2 separate regions of the Homo sapiens genome follow, and region 1 is linked to region 2. The links are chromatin loops, found by intact Hi-C in ENCODE. Cell type or tissue: Caco-2. All regions are shown on one strand. Each heading gives the region's core, and the rest is flanking DNA. Links, peaks and the distances in the headings are about the cores only. Region 1 overlaps FOXP1 (forkhead box P1). Region 2 overlaps FOXP1 (forkhead box P1).

The links. A loop is a pair of places that touch in the nucleus more often than their neighbours do. Peaks named below come from ENCODE experiments on the same cell type or tissue, not always from the same donor. Only the 100,000 strongest peaks of a DNase experiment are listed, where the experiment ranks them.
Region 1: a loop joins it to region 2, with 8 times the contacts of the local background. A loop is called at or near these places in 7 of 110 quality-filtered maps.

The regions. Positions count from the first base shown.
Region 1 is chr3:71,151,757-71,154,565 of GRCh38, reverse strand. All of the region lies in intron 6 of FOXP1 (forkhead box P1), which reads left to right. Among named protein-coding and RNA genes, the nearest start is that of FOXP1-AS1, 140 kb to the left of the region's middle. In Caco-2, for the core only: no CTCF peak of the experiment used is centred there; DNase peaks (open chromatin) are centred at 975 and 1,455.
Region 2 is chr3:71,257,651-71,260,459 of GRCh38, reverse strand. All of the region lies in intron 5 of FOXP1 (forkhead box P1), which reads left to right. Among named protein-coding and RNA genes, the nearest start is that of FOXP1-AS1, 31 kb to the left of the region's middle. In Caco-2, for the core only: no CTCF peak of the experiment used is centred there; a DNase peak (open chromatin) is centred at 1,609.

The DNA of each region.
Region 1 (2,809 bases), core at 284-2,783, 110 kb after region 2:
GAACCAAAGAACCAACAGTGAATGAATACTAACAGGAATCCTGGCTTTCATGGACATCTATTCTTGTGATTTGACAGTGTATATGTGAGATACTTCCTCTTAGAATGCTTTTTCTAATTCATACAGTAGGCTTAAATATGTCATGGTTTTAGAGTTTTCCTTAAGGAATACGTTGATTCCCAGGCACATTACAGTCTGAATCAGTCTTAAGAAATTCCAGGATAGAGGTGGAAGAAGTTTTAGTAAATTGTTGTGCAGCATGGTGACCGCAGTTAATAATAATGTATTATATATTTCAAAATTGCTGAAAGAGGAGATTTCAAATGTTCTCACCACACCCACACACACAAAAAAATGATAAGTAGGTGAGGTGATGGATATATTAACTAGCTTAATTTAATTTTTCTCAAAATATCACATTATATTTCATAAATACATTCAATTATTATTAGTCAATTGCAAAAAAAAAGAAGAAGAAGAAGAAGAAGAATGCAAAGGGGAAAAACAAAATTCCATAGAGTTATATGAGAACAAATAGATTACACAATATCTAGACCACAATAAATGTTTGCTTTGTGTTTGAGGGCCTTGTGTCAATTGTACATAATCACTATGGACCTAGTATGCTACGTGTCATATGTGTATAGTAGGGGCCCAATAAATGTTATTCATTAATGTTTATTGCCGTACCTCTGAAAACACACCTTTAGAAAGGAAAGTATACAGTATTTACAATTTACTGTCATTTATTCCATTAGGTTGTCTGACTTGTGATGTGGAGGTGCTATCTCATCAGGTATGATTGTCTCTTAGAATAATTCCCTTTGATCAGAGTGGAGCTTTGAGTGGATTTATTTTGTTAAGCTGGAATCCACCTCTTTAGGTTAATGTGACACACCTACATACACCCCAGCAGATACAACAGGGCCATTCCATGATGTGTATCTTCAGTTGTCATTTCATGTTTAACCAAGAGGATTAGAAGGCATTGATGTATTAATAGCTTTTTTTTTTTTTTTTCTCAAGCATGGTACTAATTCTTAGGTGGGGTCAAGATGATTGCGGGGGGCAGTGGGGGCAGCCTGTGGTCAACGTTCAAAGCCTTCCAGTCATTTAGAAAGTTGAAATGTGCTTGGTGCTGGGCTAGAATCATTAGGAGGAAATAGCTGCAAACCTGGAAACGTCCCTGGAGAATACTTAATTCAGGAATAAAGGTTTGGATTGATGAGGGCTAAAATAAAACTTGGCAGCGACAGCATTCTAGTAACTTTTAGCCACTTCTCCCCATCTCACTGGGGTATTCCTGCTGGTATATTCACTAGCCTGAGCTCTGCTCCTGAGAGGGCTGCAGGAGCTGGGTGGGTTGGGAGACACAGGTGTGTGGGAGGCGCCTTCACCAAGTGCCGCACAATTGCCGGGTACCCCTCTGTGCCTTTAACTGGTCGGTAAACAGAAAGCAGGATGTGCTTATCTGAATAGTGACAACAGTTGCAAGCACTCAGTCACAAAGTTCAGCATTCTGGCTTTAGATGGACCAGCGTGGGGCTCTGGAAGCTGGTGACTTGGGAGTGCCTGCCGTACACATGGGTGGGGAAGGGATGGAAAGTTTGTCAAGGACTTGCCGAGTTATTAAGCAAAGACTCTGTAAGTGCGTCAGAATGGGAAGGCAGCTCAGAACCTTTCCACTCCACCCTTTTTGTTGTTGGAAATAGGTAAACTGAGGCCAGTGAACAGGAATGTGTATTTCAATAATACCAAAGCTAACTTCTATCACTGTGAGTTGTGTGCCAGGCCCTGGGTTCACTGCCTTCTGAGTGTTGTCTCTTTTAATCTCTGCCACAGCTCTGTGGGGTAAGCACTGGTGTTATACCCATTTTTCAGATAAGGAAACAGAGCCTCAGAGAGTCAGGTTACTTCCTCAAGGTCATAGAACTAGTAAGTCACAGACCTAGGGCACAGGAGCAGGTCTGTGTGGGGGTCAGAGCCACAGCTGTCCCCCACACGCTGGGGGCCTCCTCCACAAAGCGGTTTCAGGTGGGGCTCAGCCCACCTCTGGGGGAACCCATTCATATACTATGCAAGGTTTCACAGGTGTGTGAATTCATTTTCCATTGCTGCGTAATAAATTACCACAAACTTAATAGCTTCAAACAACACATATCTGTCATTCCACAGTTTCTGTGGAGGCCAGGCCTGGTTTTCCTGAGTTCTCTGCTCAGAGTCTCACAAATCTGTACTCAGGGGGTCAGCCTGATTATGGTCCCACCTGAGGCTTGGGATCCCCTTCCAAACTCACTAACTGTTGGTGGAATTCAATTCATGCAGGGAGAGCACTGAGGCTGCAAGCTCATGGAGACCACCCACTGTTTCCTATGTGTGGCCCTCTCCACAACACAGCCCTTTGCTTCTTCAAAACCCAACCAAAGAATCTCTGTCTTCAGGAACAGCCTCCGACCCTCTTTGAAGGGGCTCACCTAATTAGGCCAGGCCCACAGAGGAAAAGCTCTCTTTTGATTAACTCAGAGTCAACTGATTAGGGACTTTATACCTGCAAAATCTCTTTTGCCACACAGCATAACTTAATCAAAGGAATGTATTCCATCCCATTCATGGATCCTGCCCATACTCAAGGGAAGGCCATAATACAAGCATATGGTCATTAGGGGCCATCTTAGTCACTACTGTTCGTGGATTGTTCTCCAGCTTCCTGGAGGAGAGGAGAGCAGGAGACAGAGCTAAGAGTGTTTGTAAAATAGGGCAGTGGGAAAAGGTAGGTCTTGTGAGTAGCAGGCTACTTAAGATGCCTAGT
Region 2 (2,809 bases), core at 188-2,687:
TTAACAGACTTCATCGTAAAGTGTAAAGCACTACCATGTGAAATAGTTGGCAAAAATGAATCATCCCATAAATTCTTTGACAAAACATGGCCAAAAGGGTAAAAGTATCATGTGCCCATTTCATCTCTGCATTTCTCCCCCCGCGCCCCGAGCCTTCCCTACGTATTAGAAAGTGTTGGCCGGGCGCGGTGGCTCACGCCTGTAATCCCAGCACTTTGGGAGGCTGAGGCGGGCGGATCACAAGGTCAGGAGATCGCGACCATCCTGGCTAACACGGTGAAACCCCGCCTGTACTAAAAATACAAAAAAATTAGTGGGCGTGGTGGCAGGTGCCTGTAGTCCCAGCTACTCCGGAGGCTGAGGCAGGAGAATAGCGTGAACCCGGGAGGCGGAGCTTGCAGTGAGCCGAGATTGCGCCGCTGCACTCCAGCCTGGGGGAGAGAGCGAGACTCTGTCTCAAATAGAAAAGAAAAGAAAGTGTCCCTGGTTAGTTCCCTGCTGCCCTTCCTCACCTCTTCCTTCATGTCCCTGCCTAACTGGGTACCACGCTGAGCCTCCAGCAGCACCCCCACCCTCTATCCACCAAAGGGGCTTACCTGTGGAGCTTAATCTGGGCTCACTTGTCTTAAGGGACTTTATACGTAACTAGCAGGTGGCATCCACATCACTAAGTATTTCCCCAGTGCTTGTTAATATGCTGTTCTAAGTGATAGGCACCTCCTCTTAATATGGATAGTTAATTGATTTGTAGGCACTTTTGTTTCATCACAACCCTATTTCAGTTACAGTTGTTCATCCTTCTTTTTCTTCTTATCATTACTCATCACAAACCATCTAGTTCGTCTATGAAAAATCAGTCGATTGGGGTCGTCTCCCTTTACCAGACGCCCATAGGGTTTAGTTTTCTTCCAACACAGGGATCATAGACTTAGGAAGTGAGTCATTTGGGACATTGGTACTCATTTTTCACTATCCTTGGTGGACAATAAGAAAAATAATAGGAATGATAGGAGGTAATATTTACCAAACACTTTGTATGTGCCAGTTCAGCAAACCATTCTGAATCCTTTACGCATGTCTTCTCTTTTCATCTTCATGATAACCTTACAAAGATATACTGCAGCTGACACTATTTTCTAGGTCATAAAACTAAGACACAGAGAGGTGAAGTGAGCTCTGCAAGGTCACACTGTAGCTTGTCTGTGCTTTAAGCTTGGGCTCTTCTGGGTTCTGTTAGAAGCCTTTGGTTGCCGTGCCCACTCATGCCCATGGGGCAGCCCATCCCATTCTTTACTTCTTTTTTCTTTTTTTTTCTGAGACACAGTCTTAGCTCTGTCACCCAGGTTGGAGTGCAGTGGCACGATCTCAGCTCACTGCACCTCTGCCTCCCAGGTTCAAGCAATTCTCCTGCCTCCGCCTCCTGAGTCACTGGGACTACAGGCGCATGCCACCATGCCCAGCTAATTTTTTGTATTTTTAGTAGAGAAGGGGTTTCACTGTATTAGCCAGGGTAGTCTCGATCTCCTGACCTCGTGATCCGGCTGTCTGGGACTCCCACAGTGCTGGGATTACAGGCATGAGCCACTGTACCCGGCCTCAGCCCATCCCATTCTTAGGGCTACTGTCAAAGGTTTCTCTGCGGTCAACATTGACTTTGTTAATATTATCAGTGATAGTCCTAGACACAGAATTGCTTCAGTTCAAAAAGATAGGTTCCCACACTTAAAGCCTTAAGCAAAGCTCTCTCTTCTCCATTCCCCTCCTACATCCTTCCAATTGCCACACACTGTTTATTTGACCTCTGAAGTCTCTCCTGCTTTCTGCCCTTCCTGTCCTTGCCTTCCTGCCTGTAGAATGAAGACTTGGCTCCTTAGCATTGCCTTCAAAGCTCTTCATCCCCTGGCCCCAGTCTCTGTGTCTTCTAGAAGTTCCTCCAGCCTAGCTTTCCACAAAATATCTGGGTGTCACCTAAGGGACTGGCCCTCTGCTGGGAGTTCAGGATTGACACAGGAATGCTCACAGAGCTTATACCAGACCCCTTATTCTGCCCTTTGTTTGCCCTACCCTTGAACTTCTATAGCTCCTGTTACTGCTTCCTTCAGTGTTGGATGCCAATCCTCTGTCTTTTTTTTCCTCCTCTCCTACCTATTAACATCCTACTCATCCTTCAAGGCTTGGCTCAAATATGACTTCTATGAAGCCTTTTCAATTGAACCCAGCCTGTGTGACTCACTCTTTTGTCTGGGCTCCCACAAGTGTGTGTTTGTATTTCATTATAACCTTTGTTCAAGTCTGCTCTGTATTTTAGTGGGTTCTTTTCAGATTCGAAAGCCACAAATTCTTGCCTGAAGGTAAGAACCTATTTAATTTATTTTTGTGTGCCCAGAGCATACTATGTAGATATTCGTAGGCGCTCCGTGGATGTTATTAAGCGCAGTAATAACAATTACCATTTTGTTGAGGGCCTACTGTGCATCAGGACTGCGAGGTATTTTGTGTTCACTGTCATGTTTGCTCCTGCCAAGTAGCTTATGAGTGAGTTCTAGCTGTGATTGTTACCCCCATTTTACAGATGAGAAAACTTAGGTCCAGAAAGATGATGTGTCTTGTTTGGGTCACATAGCTGGTAAGTGGAAGTGCAGACATTTGCACACAGGTCTGCATGCTTCTAAAAGTCCATGTTGTTTTCACCACAATGCCTGAGAAATACATTATAATGATTTGCTGTGGCCCCTGGAAATCCAGATTAAGAGTCCTGAGTCCTTTAAGAAATACTCCCGTGGCTCCATTTCTTTTTCTTTCTGCATCC